Linked DNA regions of Mus musculus: regions 1 and 3 are each linked to region 2. The links are chromatin loops, found by intact Hi-C in ENCODE. Cell type or tissue: left cerebral cortex. All regions are shown on one strand.

Region 1 (5,000 bases), 110 kb after region 2:
ATGCCTGGTAGATATGAAATAAATGACCAGAATCCATGGTTAATGTCAAGGGAGAAAAACAGCAGTTGTTAGTGAATTTGCAGATTAGTCCTTAATTCTATGTGTATCTTTTTAATGCTAATAATCCAGGAAACTGAACTTCTCCTGTAACATTTTCTGGTTCAGCAGCACTAACTCCAGAGTGGGCTGTCACAGCCTTGTAGGCTGCAAGTCGGTTGCCATGGTAACAAGGTTCTGGATGGAGGCTCTGGCTAAAGAGCCCTTCTCAACTCAAAAGAAGCTGCAGAAATTCTAAGGATATTTTGGTTCCTCCTCCTTCTTTCTTTCTTTCCTCCCCAACCACTCTTCCTTTCCAGCAACTTGAAAGTTGAAATGAGCTAAGTCTCAGAAGCCAGCTCTCTTGGAACTCCATATCACGCCTGCAATGGATTTGCCCATACAGAGCAGCATAGGTTTGTTTCTGGACTGTGTTTAATGCCTCTCTGTTTCTTTCTTCTCCCTTTCTCTTCTTGCCATTTGTTTTGTTTTGTTTTGTTTTGTTTTGTTTTGTTTTGTTCTTGCTGGTATCATTACTCTTTCTTCTCTTTGCTTCATCCTCACCATTGCACAGAACTGTCCCAAGTATATCTGCTGATGGACATACTTCTTATTTTTCTTGACACTGCCAGGAAATGCACTCACAAAAGCACCTGAAGGAAAGGAAGTTTATTCTGGCTCACAGTTTTGTCCATCCTGGCAAGGATACCATGGCAGTAGGGATGTGAGGTAGCTACCCTGTGTCTACATTCAGAAACCAGGAAGAGATGAATTCTGGCACTCACTTGATTTTCTCTTTGTCATCTGGGCCAGGACTGCAGTCCATGGAATGGTCCCATCAACATGAATGATGAGTCTTCCCACCATACTCAATGTAGTGTAAAAAATCCCTAACAGGTATGCTTAGAACTTTGTCTCCTAACTGATTCTTATTCCTTTAAAATCGACAGTCCATATTGACCATCACAGCATCCTCCCTCTCCTTGATCACTGTATGTAGGCAAAGGCATCCACTTAGTCCTACAAAATCAGGGCATGGAACAAGACAGGTTTGGGAAGAAGATGGCAAACACCCCTTATACTTTCACATGAAAGATAGGTGTCCTGTTAGATACTCTCCCAGAGGGTCTGTTTCAGAGCCTGACAGAGAACGCAGGCAAGAGCCCCTTCCTCATTCTCAGCGACGATATTTTGCTGGTGGTTATCGGCTCCACTCTGCACAAGCAGCAGCAGCATCCTAGGACAGGTGGGGAACAGAGCTCTCGTGTATCACACTAGATCATCCCTAAGAGATGTGCTTGTTAAGTGACTGATGTCTCATTCAAACACAAATTGTCCCCATTTTTATAGAAGCCCAAGTTGTGTGTGTTTTCACTTTATAATAGTGTGAAGACAATATGTATTCAACGGGAATGATACTTCAGATTTTGAACTCTCATTTCTCCCTAGGCTGGTGATAGATGATACAATACTCTCCTGTGATGTTGTTACAGCAGCGAACCACAGCTGTCACTCAGCCCGGAGATTACAAGGGAAAACAGGAGATTCTCCCTCCCCATATGAAAAGGGACTATGTATTGTATCGCTAGTCTATACTGTTCCGATAGATGTATTCAATGCGTCTTCAAATTATGATACTTCCAACTTAGGATGGATTTATCAGGACCTAAGTCCATCATAATTCAAGGAGCACCCATATTTAAATGCCAAGCTGCAACAATATTCCTCTGGAAGCGTCCTGCCACTTCCCTGGCAAGCTTTCACATAAAAACACTATAAAATTTTAAAGTGAGGAGCTTCATGGAGAAGCCCCACTGATTGTGGGGACCCCTGCCTACCATATCACCACTAATGGCTTTCTCCTGACCTCAGGCGTCCCAAGAGGGTTCTCTTGATCTCGATTCACACAAAGCTAAACTTCCAGGGCAAAACCTGACAGAAACTCACTTCCACAATCAAACTGAAAAGCCCTTCCTGAGGCTAGTTCCCCAGAGTTATTTAATTCTCCCAGCTTCTGCGTTTCTTTTTCCTTCTCTTAAATAAGCTTATTCTTTTGATGCAATATTCATGACTCCCAGACACAAGGAGAGCCCTCCATTGCAGAAAGACGGCACTTTTCTTCTGTAATGAGTTTGCACCCTTCCTATCTCACTCAAGCAGCCTGTCTCTGTCTTTCTGACTAAGCTGATGTTTACCTCAGCTTTTCTACTAGCTGCTGGAATCTACAGGAAAAAAAAAACCCAGGGGACACATTCAGTCATAAGAAAGAGGGTGCCCACCAAATGACAACACTCGGGCTGCATCTTGTGGAGACATTCCTGAGCACGTGGTCCTTTTTTCTGGCAGGATTCTTCAACAAGGTTTCTCCCACCCACCCACCCCACCCCTTCAGAACTGAGCTCAGCTCCTCCAACTTCACAGTCTCCCCCACCCAACTCCCAATTGTCCCTGAGCCTGTGACTTAGCCTGGGTGCTGATGAGACTTGGAAACGGACCCTTCCCCACAGTGTGGAGTATTTTCGGCTCATGCAAATCAGGATATGAATTAAATGCTCCACCAGTCGGGTCTGGTTTTGTTTAATCTGCTGCTGCGTTAACTGCTGTTTTCTTGTTATAGACATCATGGGAAGCACATGTGCACTCTGTGATGACAATGAAAGAGTTCGAATTTTTAAAAACCTCAGAGGTAGTGCCACCAAAACCCAGCATCCTATAAGGGCAGACAGGCCTTGCTGACTGCTTCCTGGGAATGATGCAGTGTAAAGGGATAAGAAAGCCTTGCTCCTCCTATCAGCTCTGTGACCTTGAACAAGTGACACACAGATTCCATTTTCTGACTCAAAAGGGAAAATGGATGGACATGCCCAGAGCAACTTTAAGGTACACACACACACACACACACACACACACACACACAGCAAACAAAGACAACAAAAACCTCATTTCATGGGAAAGAAGTGGTACTTAAAACTAGACAGTCCTAGGATTGAGTTTACTTAAACAACAAAAAAACAAACAAAAAGGTTTGGTGGCCCATATTTGGTGGGCCATCCTAGCCCTCAGAAGTAAGATGCAAGAAGATTGTGAGCTCAAGGCTAGCCTTAGCTACCTAGTGAAATTCTATTTTAAAAAAAAGTCAAAACAAACCTTAGAACAAAAGCTGTGTGTTGATGATTGTATGTTGATGAGGAAGCTACAATCCTAAAGCCTGAGGTTTCTCCATTTAAATGAAGGGCAGAGATAACACCTATGTGTCCCCTTTGTAGCTTTTGATGTTTAGTATAAGCATTAGGGGATGTAGCATCCTAGTACACTAAAGGGGTGATCCCTGAAGGTCACTTTCTACCACCTCTCTCTTCTCTTCTTCTGAGCTCCCTTGGGCTCCCACACTGAGTGAGGGACTTGCTGATGACAGACCTCCATGCTGAGAATACATCATGTTCCTCTCCAGCATCTTAGATTTATTTGTAGTGCAGCAGGATAGCAGATTAGCCAGGAACAGAGGTTCCCAGGACCAAGCGCCTGAGCTGAGGAAGCACTGATGGCAACTGAGCAGGCAGCACAAAAAAAAGGCAAAGGAAAGAAAAGCCCTCCTGACTCACTTAGTGTAAACCTGGCAGCTTCATCTCTTGGCTCTGGCAGAATGCATAAACACCGACAGGAGAGTGCTGTGGCTACCTGGAGCACTTTGGGGTTATGGGGTTAAAAGAGAGATCAATGGGAATCCTACTGTTAGTTGCCAAATCCCATTCTCCTCTTGCCAAAGTGGTTTAAAAATGAAACACAACAAGATAAGAATGAAGATAAACCCTGTGCTACCAAGGGACCCAGTAAGTTAACATGGATGGCCAGAGATGGGTACTGATGAGAGACATGAGTCACAAGTGACACAAGCCACATCTCTTCTGTTCTTCAAGAGGTTGAATGTGATGATGGCACCTGCAAAAAAGCCCAGAGAGTAGAACTACCTTTGCTTCTTGTCAACCTGATGAGCTGCACTACCTGGGGACCATGGGGCTCAACAGCGACAATTCAAACGACATATTTGATTGCTGCTGAGATGTGGCAGCAGGGCAGAATCTGAACTTGCAAGGTCGAAGGTGTCTGATGAGAGACATCACGAAGGAGTAAATTCGCCACCTCTCCCATTCTCTTTCTTCTCCCAACCAACATCACTCCCCAGCAACAAAATCAGCTCAGAGCCTGGAACTAATACCCATTCTGGTGGCCCACCTCCTGTCACTGCCCGAGTTTTTACATCAGGCCATTCTACTCTCCTTACCTCACAGTGGACAGCGCTCTGTCCAGACATTACCTAACTCATCAGACTACTGCCTTCCCGAAAGGGAAGTGACGGGAACCATCCACCCTATTTCAAAGAACTGGTGGCAGAAATGTTCAGGATCCAAAAGGTCTCTTCAACTGCTTGCAATAAATTATGGAAAAGACAGAGAGGAAAGAACCCTTGAGATAGTGAGCTAGTGTGCTGCCCCTTCGGCAACCCTCAAACCTTTTCTCTCTAGGGATTACTCTGACTAAAGTACCAGGCCAGGGCATCTCTCCACTCTCCAATGAATGCCTGGCACAACTGCTTCTGCCTCTCTCACTGTCACCACAGGCAGCTGAGCTTAACCAAGGTGTCACATGCTGGTCAGGAGTGAAGAAACACATTCTTTCATGAGGGTTCAGGGAAGGAGCCAAGGATACCAGTGCATGTTGCCTAAAATGCATGCATTGCCAGTGGTCCCATAGAATGCTGCCTCCCCCGCCCCCGTGCATGGCACACTGGCCTTCCATCTATCAGCAGGGAATATGGATGATACTAGCACACAAAGCATTTGAAGGTGTTTATTGAAAAACACTAGAGAGGGAGGGCTGAGAGGATCCCCTGGTCAAGATGGTGCCTGCTCTGAAAGCTGAGGACTGAGTTAGGTCCCCAGTGTTCATGTAAGAGGTCAAGGGGT
Region 2 (5,000 bases):
GGACCGACTCGTCCTAAGTTGATAACCTGGTCGGAGAGAATCACAATGCTTAGGAGAGAGTACAAAGGTATGAAGGTCTCTCCTTTCTCAGGCATGCCCACATATAAGCAGAAGGTCTGAGGAGCTGGGATGATTATAAGAACATTTGTCAGTTTTGGTTTGCTCTTCTCCAGGCTGGTCTCTGAGCTCAGTACCTCCCAGGTAACATGGTGTTAGAATATAAGTGGAGAGGAAGGCTGGAAATGGAATGAACCAGCAAGTTTCCTACAGGCCCAATTTTTTCACAGGCCCTCACACATCTTTAGAAGTTCTAGAATTATGGTGGGGGTATAGGAAGAGGGAGTATAACAAGTTTCTCTTCCTTAACTGCTTTGTCCTTCTTTTGATGTATTTGTAGCCAGTCTCAAACTCATATGCCTAAAGCAACATCACTTTATTATAGGCCAGAGGGGACCAGTGTCGGTTCTATGGGGCCAAGATTAAAGTATCTACAAAGTAAGTCTCTACAGAGCTATGCTTCTTTCTAGAGTGAGATCCTGCTCCCTTGCTTTAAAGGCTGTCTGGATGCTTAGTTCATGACTTGTCCATCTTTAAAGTATACAGTAGCTTAACGAATCATTCCTTCATCTTGGCACTTTGACCTATTTTCCCTTCTACTTTTGAGAAGTATTGTCAGAGCACTGGGACACCCAGATAATCTAGGGTAATCTTGCTTTTGTGACAGCAGTCATTAGGTGACTTCAATTCTATGCACCATTTAACCTTCCTGTGCGATGCAACATCACACATCATCAGACTGTGGGGAGGAGGATGTGGGCATCTGCTGGAGTAAGACCATGTTTCTATCTCTCACACCTGGTAGTGTGGAGTCCCGTGCAGCTGATGTGTAAATACATACTTATCTTTGGGACACTTTTAGGAAAGCTGCCTAAGGAGTGCTCCAGGCACCAAAGGCTGCTCCTTCGCAGTGCCTGAGCATCTGTGTTTGTGTGCTTGTGTGTTTATGGGTACGTGTGTCTGTGTGAAAAAAAAATACACAAGTGCATTTGCACAGCCCTGTGAATCCATATGGGCAGACCCCTCAGCTCGGCTGGGAAAGCACATGTCCCAACACGCTGACATTTCCAAGGAAGCTAGCTGGAGGATTGCAAAAAATAACGTCGACTTGACTCGAAGCCAATTCCCACACTCAGCTCTTTAGAGAAAGGCTCCTAGGATGGAGTGTGGGAGGCGATAAAGTTCCTTAGTGATGAGCGTGTGGGATGACCACATCATCACATGTGCAGAGAGAAGCAGCACAGAAGTGGGCGGGGTTCCAATCCCCGCATTAATGAAGATGCGGCTCCGCAGCATCCTTTCTCAGCTGCCGTACCAAGTGAAGATGTTGTCCCTTAGTTCTGTTGCAGAGCTTGTGTTCTTATATTTAGTATACCTTGTGACTTTCCAGTTGGAAGTTCATTAGTTGCTAGAGATACCGGGAAACCATTTGCAAGAGAGGGGCTTCCCACAGTCGTTTTGTAGGAAGGATTAGAAATTAGACATCGGCAAAGGGCTAGAGGGTAGATATCAGACTTCTCTATAGACAACCAGCTTCCTGGCACACCCACTAGGAATGTTCAATCCAGGTTACCTCCTAAAGAGTTGAATGACAAACATGTCGGACCCAGCATACCTGAGCAGTTCAAGTTACATTTAACAACCCTATTTTTGTTCAGACTTCATGATAGGCTAAACACAAACAAAACTCTCCTTATCAGTATCCACAGGACTCTGGGCAAATCAGGCCCAGGTAATTAAATGTTGTGTAAAGTAAGAAGGCAGCATGTCTCACCCTCCCAAGTGTACAACAGCAGTTCCCTCCTTTCCACATGTAATTGTAGGCCTTGGTTTTCTTTCAAGGCCAAGAGGAAACATGTAAGATCCTCGGGAGATCGTGTTGCTCTCAGAAGTGAGTTTAACATCTAAGACTGTCCCAAATCCTCCTAATCCTAACCAGCTGGAGGACGAGGGTACCAGAGACCAGCTCTGCTACATGGAGAGTTCCCACCTCTGAGATGAGCTCTTTTTAATTTCTTCCAAGCACAGTGCTTTTGGGCATAGTGCACAGCCCATCTGTTTGGTTTGGTGTTTGCCTGACAGCGTAGGAGGGACAGCAAGCAAGCACCGTCTTAGACATCAGATGTGGAAAGTGCTGTACTTTCTCTTCCATATGGGGACCTAGAATCCCTGTGATGGGCCCACGTAAAAAAATAAGTTTGAAACCTCAGAATGTGAACTTTAGATGTCACAGTTACCTGCTAGTTTCTCAAAGGGATTTAATAATGGATTACAACTAAATACAGATCATATGGTCTTAGGCTACATCTGTAGAAAGACCTTTCTGAACTGAACTTTCTGAAGATCCACCCCATCCCCAGCCTGGCTCAGGAGTTACACATGACAAAGATCTTGAGGATTTGGTTCATGACCTCTTCCTTTGTTCTATAGTGCTACACTTCTTCTCCAGTAGGGCTTCACCAGTGATGCTCTAGCTCCTGAATTTTTTTTTTTTTTTTGTAGTGGCTATTATATATGAACCTTTTACTATGGTTTAAATGTGAAATTTTGTCAACTACTTGGTCCCCAGTTGGTGGCACTGGAAGGCCACTTTTGGACTTGAGGGTTAGCTGGCAGGTATAATGCCATAGGAGTAGAGAGAGGTAAGGCTTAAAGCATCTAGGCCAGTTCCACTTTCAGCTAGGCTCTCTGGTCCATAAAGATTTAATAAGCCATCTTCCCACCATATAGAACCCTATATGCCATGCCTTCCCTGCCAGGATGGACTGTGTTTCCTTCAACCATGGGCCGAAATAGATCCTTCATCCTCTAACTTGTTTCTGTTCAATATTCTGTCATGGTAACAAGAAGAGTACACACCCTTCGTACCACAAAAGTGCAAATCTACTTGGCAGAGAGACCTGGGGTCGTGGGTATACAACACTCTAGGAGTAAGGCAGTCACTCCACTTCACAATACATGAATCTGGGCCTCACTCAGAACTACCCTAGTCTTGTGTGATAGAGTCACACACTAAAATATATCAACCGCCTTTGGGTAGTGATCGATCCCTAAAGTTCATTGGAAGAAAAATAAGTTCCTATGTGCCCCACTTGTTTTTGTTGTTGAGAGGTTTGTCTTAATAGTATTTATAAAAATAAAAAAGAATCTAAAGCCTTCTAAATTCAAAGCAACAGGACTGTTTAAATGAGCTATGGTACAGATGTATGATATAATAGCAAATGACCATTAAAATGTTACTGAGAATTTTGATTATGGAAAGTCTTATAGAATATTAAGGAAACAAATTCAGGAAAACTCAACTAGACTTCCCATGCTTCCAGGAAACCTTTAAAAAATTATGCCTAGACTAGTAATGGAAAGAAAGGACATGAAGAGTCAGAAATAGGAGACAGAAATATAGACGTTTATCTTTTTTTTTCTATACTATTTTTTATACTAAACCTGGATTAATTTTGCAATTATAAATGGATAGTCACAGTAGCTAAAGAATGACAAAATGGACTGCAGAAGTTATTCCAAACTGGCCTTTGCAGAGTAAGGCTGTGGTTAAGATCCTACCCAGACTTCTGTCAGACTATTGCATGTTTTTATGCTCAGTGACTCAACCACATGGTGCTATGCATGCATGGTCCACGCTTGAGATGAAAAAGGGACAGCGGAATTGGGTGAGATGGTCTGAATCGCAAGAGAATGATTGCAAAAGGCATGCGCTCTCTCTGACAGTTACCCGCTGCCCGGTGCTCCCGCCTACCAGTTTCGGGGTCACATTGGTGTTCACAAGGGTCCAGGAGCCGCCGGGCACAGAGGTCCATGGCCCAGGGCCCGCTGGAGTTCTGCTGAGAGAAGAGAACCACTTGGGCAGGGTTCAGCCAGTCACTGGCATCCAGCTGGCTCCCCTCCAGCAGGATGAAGCGGCTCCCTACGGGTGACAGAGAAGAAGCATGGCTGCAGAGGCACACACAATACAGGGGCACAAGTCACCAGAGGCAGGGCACATCCTAATTCAGTATCATTACTTCCACCAATCCTAGCCTACCATTAGTACCAGCACAAGGGAATGGCAGATGGAGGTCCTGCAGTCATATTGATTGCTGTGAAGCCAGGACGTTAACCCTTCCAGCCATATCATTGCCTACTGCCATGCCTCATATCATATTGCAGGAGTGTTCCTAAGGGAGAGAGGGACAGAGTGGCTCTGTGGTGGCCATGGCATGGCTCCATCAGACCTAGCCACAAGGCATTGGCACTGATCCACGTAACAAGGATGCGCCACCTGTCTTCACCTCCTATGAAATAGCACTATGAACACTCACTCCCCACCTGTTTCCAGCCTTGCAGCAACAAAGAGAATAGATACTAACAAGTCAATTAGACGCTGTAGGACTGAATGATTCAGGGACTCTCAGAACCTATGGGAGTCACTTATCATTTTGGGTCCGCTTGCATAAAGGTAAATTATTACTTTTGAGGTGTAGACTTATAACAAGTGAATGCAGTTAACTGTCTATCACCTGGACCAAACAAATCAAAGCATGGCCGATCCTTAAACACCTCTACTGTCCTGTTAGCTTTTCTTCCCCCAAATGGTAAAAAGACCATGATGTCTACACATCTATAGCCACTGTGCTTTGCATTTCTCTACAAATAGAAGATTACTTACAGACGATGTGCATCGAGTATTGGAGATGACCTGTCACGTTTTTCATTTGCTCAATTTCTGCAAACATCTGTGTACAATCTAGCCATAACCTCTATCTTACATTTTCGGGCATGTCCCTCCTCCCCACCATAGTGACCCTTGGTTTCTCCATCTTTTGCCCAGCTTGAAAACCACCAACTACTGACGGAGTGGTTCCATCCTTGGCAGACTGAGCTCACCATCAGCGATCAAGTGCTCAGGGACGTGTAGGGTGATCTTGACAACAAGAGGGCAGCTGACA
Region 3 (5,000 bases), 64 kb before region 2:
ACCTCTGCACCAGCTCTGTCAGCATGCTGGTCACAGCCACATCCCAAGCCCTGCTCAGCTCTCCCCTAGCCCACACGGTCTTCTCTGCTCTCTGCATTGCCTGAAATGTTGGGAAATCAGACTAGTGCCTTTGTGTTTGTTTGTTTGTTTGTTTTAAATGAAGTGTGTAGCCCCAGCCAGAGTGCTGGCCACAGAGCCAATGCACAGCTATGTGTTTTCTTCCCATGACCTGAATGACAGTTCTTGCCATCGGAGCTGCTGAAAGAGAAGATCCGTTCCAGCTTCAGCACAGAGGATTATGGGAGAGAGGCAGGTGGCCTGATTTGGAGCTATTTCTTCCATTTCGATATTGTTGTTTCTTAGTCCTCCATGCCTCTGAATCCTCTCCACTTCTGAGGAAACTCTGAGATGCTCTAAATCTGTAGGAGGCTCTCAGATCTTCCTGCCTCTTCCTATGAGGCAGCAGTCAAGCCTAGGACTTGGCAGGTGGTACAAAAGACTATTGCTCTATTCACTAGGAAATCAATCAGTAATATTTATTGAAGGCACAGCAGCACACTTACACACACACACACACACACACACACACACACACACACACACACACACACATCATTTGGCAATATGGCAACACCAGGCTGATCTGAGATGCCCTGAGTCTGGGAGTTAAGGATAAATGTGGGTTGAAATAAATAAAATAAATGACCTTCAGGCATTTATATGATTTCATCAAGGACATTCTTGAGGTGGACATGTATACCAGGCAGCTTGGACAAGGACAATACTAACACATACCATTTCAGAAGAACAACCACAAGTTTGAATGGCATCAGGAGTAATGTGGTTCATTGGACATTGGCTTTGTCTTCTATTTTGATTTGAAAATAATTTTACTTGAATAATGTAACAAGGTTTAAGAAATAGTTGGCAGTTGTGTTACATTTGTGATGGTTAATTATTTTTATGGAAGAATGGGGTTCCTGTCTAACCATCTCACAGTGTTCCAAGTGGGGGGGGGCATCTATAACTTGCCCCAACTTAAACTATTTAACACATTTCCGTGTGTGAAAAGTTGAAGAATCTGAATGTGCCACTGTCATCACATCTTTAGCTTTTTCTGGCCCCAACCCTGCTTTGTGTTTTTGTTCCCTCCATACCATATGATGGCAGCTCCTGAAATCTTTACTCTTTTAATCACATTACTTTTGATTCTATTACTATTTCTTTCTAGATTCTATTTTCTCTTTTCTTTACCTGAGCTGAGTCAATTAGACAATCCTTCGCCATCATAAAGCCTTCCAGAAAGTGTCCTAGAAGGCTGATCTTTAATACTTAGGCAGAGAAAAGGGACTCTTCTCTCTCTACGTTACAGAATCTCTGCTGCAGTTCATGCATGGAATTGTGCCTGGCAGTTTTTCCAGGTTCACCATCACTGAGCAGAAAGTGTGTCCTTGGGTAGCAGAGGAAGATGAACACAACTCCTAGACTAAGGGAGTCATTCCACAAATAGTCATTAAATAATCAATAGGATATTTTGTTTCCTTCATTTTCAATAGTGTCTGGATGACATACCCTCAAATGTTCAAATTTAAAGAATGCCTTGGCGAAGCTAATCCTTCCTGGTAAACAGGATGTGAGCTAACCTTTGAGTTTTGATGGATCTAGTGACCAAGACATTATTTTTCCATGAGAAGAAGAACTGCAAAACAATGGTCTGTGCTAGGGTCAAGGTGAAACCCAGTAGGCAAAGGCAAGTTTGATATGGAATGAAACTAACATGTATTGAAAAATCTCAAAAACAAAAGAGAAAGGAAGAAAGAAAGAAAGAAAGAAAGAAAGAAAGAAAGAAAGAAAGAAAGAAAGAAAGAAAGAGAGAGAGGGGGAGAGAAAGAAAGAAAGAAAGAAAGAGAGAAAAAGAGAGAGAAAAAGAAAGAAAGAAAGAAAGAAAGAAAGAAAGAAAGAAAGAAAGAAAGAAAGAGAGAGAGAGAGAAAGAAAGAAAGGAGAAAAGTCACTTTTCAGAGCTCCTGATTTATTCTCAAGACAGCCCTCCCAAGTAAGTACTTTGGCCCCATTTTACCAATACAGCATCTAATGCTATGAAGCTATCAGTGACCTTCTGAAGGTCAACCCTTTGTAGGAAAGAAAGATGGAGTTTTTCAGGTATGGATCCCAGCAGCTTGTCAGCCCATGCTGACTTGTGCATATGAATTTCTAAAAGTTTCTTTCATCTGCAGAATGTACTGAACAACTCCAAAAACCAAATATAGACTAAGCTGTTGGAAAAAAAAAAAAAAAGCTGTGTCCTGAAATCTCATCTGTCCCTCATTCATGCAAATTTGTCAGGAATGACTTTTAAAACACCAGCCAGTGGAAGCTAGGCAAGCATCTGGATTGCTCTCCCACGTTGGTTCTCTAGAGACAGCTGGGAGTGACCACTGCTGGTGAGGACTCAGCCTTATGCTTCACAGTCCTCTTGAAACCCAGATAGAAATTTCTGTCCAGAGGCAAACCCTCATTTTCCAGTGTCAGATAGAATAAGCCTGCTGTCTCTCTAGCTTTGGTGCAAAATACAATGTGGGGAAACATAATAGCTCTTGATTTGGCATCTCCACCCTTCCCTAGGTTAGGTTTTTCTGGGTCAAGAAGAAGGTATTCTCAGGGACACCATACACATTTGAAGAGAAGGTCTCTCTCTCTCTCTCTCTCTCTCTCTCTCTCTCTCTCTCTCTCTCTCTCACACACACACACACACACACACAGAGAGAGAGAGAGAGAGAGAGAGAGAGAGAGAGAGTCCAGTGGACTGGGTGACTCTTCACACTGAGTCACTATAAGAATGTCTTTGATGTGAAAACTCAGCTGGCTGAATCAGGACCCTTTTGGGATTGGTGGTTTTCAAAGTGGGGTTCACCATCCATATCTTTTCCTAGTCTGATTTCAAGAGCTTGGGAGATATCTAAATTGAGTACCTATATATAGCTACCAAAGGCCTACTATATTTTCAAAACTATATCCAATCTTTAAAGCTCTGTATGCAACATCTTTCCTCCAAAAAACAACCACCTCATTCAGAAGCAAGTAGCTAAGTTAAAAATAAATATGAGATAAATTTATTGACAATTAATTACTGTGGTCATTCATTGTGAATCAGTAGAGTAAAGTTTTATAGCAATGTTTCTCAACATGGCTGTAGATGAAGTTTACCATGATATGTTCCTGAGCATAACTCCCAGAACTTTTGAATAAACTGGTTTGTAGAGCCTGGGAATTATCACATAGGGTCAGAGATAAAAGGTCACCTCTTGGATGAGTCTGGAAACTTAAAGGCAGGAAGCCTCTTTATCAAGCCTATCAAGATCATGCCTACAGCATCTGAAATCATGCATTGAAATGATGGATGCTCAAGAGATTACAGATATGGAGATATGATCAGGACCATGGAAATGTTCAATGTTTATATTATGAGGAAAAGATTCAATCTTACTGAGTGACTAGAGTATGAGAAAATATTGAATATAGTGGATTGGGTACCGTAGAAGGTAGATTTGACCACAAATAGAAAATTTCATAGGAAAATAACAACTTATTTAACAGGTGAATATCAACACTCAATGGCAGAAAGATTTGAATGCCAGAATTTTAGTTCTATTTCACAGGTGAGAGAAATATGCAGTGGCTTGAAATTGATGAGAATAAAATTATGAATTAGTACAACAGCAAATAAATAACCTATTTTCCCCACTGACCAGATCAAACTTTTCCTGGAATTGCCACTGGTCAATGGTTGACTTAGACGCGAGAATGGTTTTAATTTAAAAGTGATTCAAAGCAAGTGAAGCAAACCTATTGTATTCATTTGAGAATAGGGTCATTGTCATGTTAGGGACCAAAATTGTTAATAACATATTGATCATCCCACTGGCTCCTGAGGTGGTGAAGTCATGGATTAAAGCACACACCTGCTCCCTCTGTAGTTCATGGCTGTTGTATCCACTCGGCAGCCAGTACAAGCTTAAAAAATATGATGCTTGTGGAGTTGGAACATTTTCATATGCAAGTTCTGATCTAATAGAGATCAGAACTTTAACCAGAACCTTTGGTCACTAGTGTTAACTTTAAATTTGTAGAAAACGGAGAACTTATCTATGCTAATCAATAAAATTTCTCCTGATTTCCCCTTACCTCATTTGTGTTACCTACAATGGTCCTGGAAGTTGAGCAATAAGAAAATGAAGGGCAAGTCATCCAAACAAAAAAATCATTGTCAGAAAATTTAAGACCAAGGAATATTGTTGATTTCTCATAGAGCACCCACATTCAAAAGCAGACTGTAGCCAGTGTCATGAACTTGACCTAACCTGCTCTGGTCTGGAGACTGGAGGGTAAGGAAAGGCCATGTATGGAAGTGGTTATGTAAATGTGAACTGTGATTGTGTCCGTCCTAACTCATGAAGGCAAATGGCACAAGCTGCATGTATGTGGTAATGGGCTCAACGATGCAGATACAGGGGCAAAATCAACACACGAGTCCATGTGACTGACAGCAAAGGGGTCAGAAAAGGTAGCGTTAAAGGATCCTCAGGCAGCTGTGTTACTGCGGTAACAAAGAAACAAGTTTTCCACCTGGCCTCCGTGGCTCTCCATCCCTGTAGCAATGGCATGCAGGGACTGAGGTCATTCTTGGGGACAATCTCCCCCGTGAAGGTCTGTTCAATTCCTCCAAATGTGGGCTTGCTCATAGAAGAAGACAAACGTCTGTGCTGCTAGGCCAAACAACGCAATCTCTGACTCTAAGTAGGTACGTGGTAAATGTGTGTTAAGTGAAGGACAAACTGACTACCAGAATGAACAATAAGATCTAAATTGGAAATAAGCTTATGTTCCAGAAAAGGCCTGGTGTGAATTAAATTTTATGAAAATTCAATAGTTCATGGCTGGTACCCAAATTCCCCCTTCGCTTGTGAGTCTTTCTAATATGTGCTATTTATTACCAGATATG

What was found. Peaks named below come from ENCODE experiments on the same cell type or tissue, not always from the same donor. Only the 100,000 strongest peaks of a DNase experiment are listed, where the experiment ranks them.
Region 1: it touches region 2 in a loop (4-fold over the local background); 4 of 42 quality-filtered maps call a loop at or near these places.
Region 3: a loop joins it to region 2, with 5 times the contacts of the local background. A loop is called at or near these places in 2 of 42 quality-filtered maps.

The regions. Positions count from the first base shown.
Region 1 is chr1:158,403,591-158,408,590 of GRCm38, reverse strand. All of the region lies in intron 1 of Astn1 (astrotactin 1), which reads right to left. Among named protein-coding and RNA genes, the nearest start is that of Astn1, 44 kb to the right of the region's middle. In left cerebral cortex, no CTCF peak of the experiment used is centred here; DNase peaks (open chromatin) are centred at 248, 2,364 and 3,693; H3K27ac peaks cover 3,136 bases.
Region 2 is chr1:158,509,934-158,514,933 of GRCm38, reverse strand. It overlaps Astn1 (astrotactin 1), which reads right to left. Exons shown (of 23, transcript NM_007495.4): 6 at 4,939-5,000; 7 at 3,812-3,979. All of the region lies in intron 1 of Gm37679 (a long non-coding RNA gene), which reads left to right. Among named protein-coding and RNA genes, the nearest start is that of Mir488, 6.8 kb to the right of the region's middle. In left cerebral cortex, a CTCF peak has its summit at 2,623 (motif pointing right); DNase peaks (open chromatin) are centred at 2,108, 2,633, 3,852, 4,256 and 1 more place; H3K27ac peaks cover 4,134 bases.
Region 3 is chr1:158,573,577-158,578,576 of GRCm38, reverse strand. The region is part of intron 9 of Astn1 (astrotactin 1); the gene reads right to left. Among named protein-coding and RNA genes, the nearest start is that of Gm37679, 22 kb to the right of the region's middle. In left cerebral cortex, no CTCF peak of the experiment used is centred here; DNase peaks (open chromatin) are centred at 344 and 2,382; H3K27ac peaks cover 629 bases.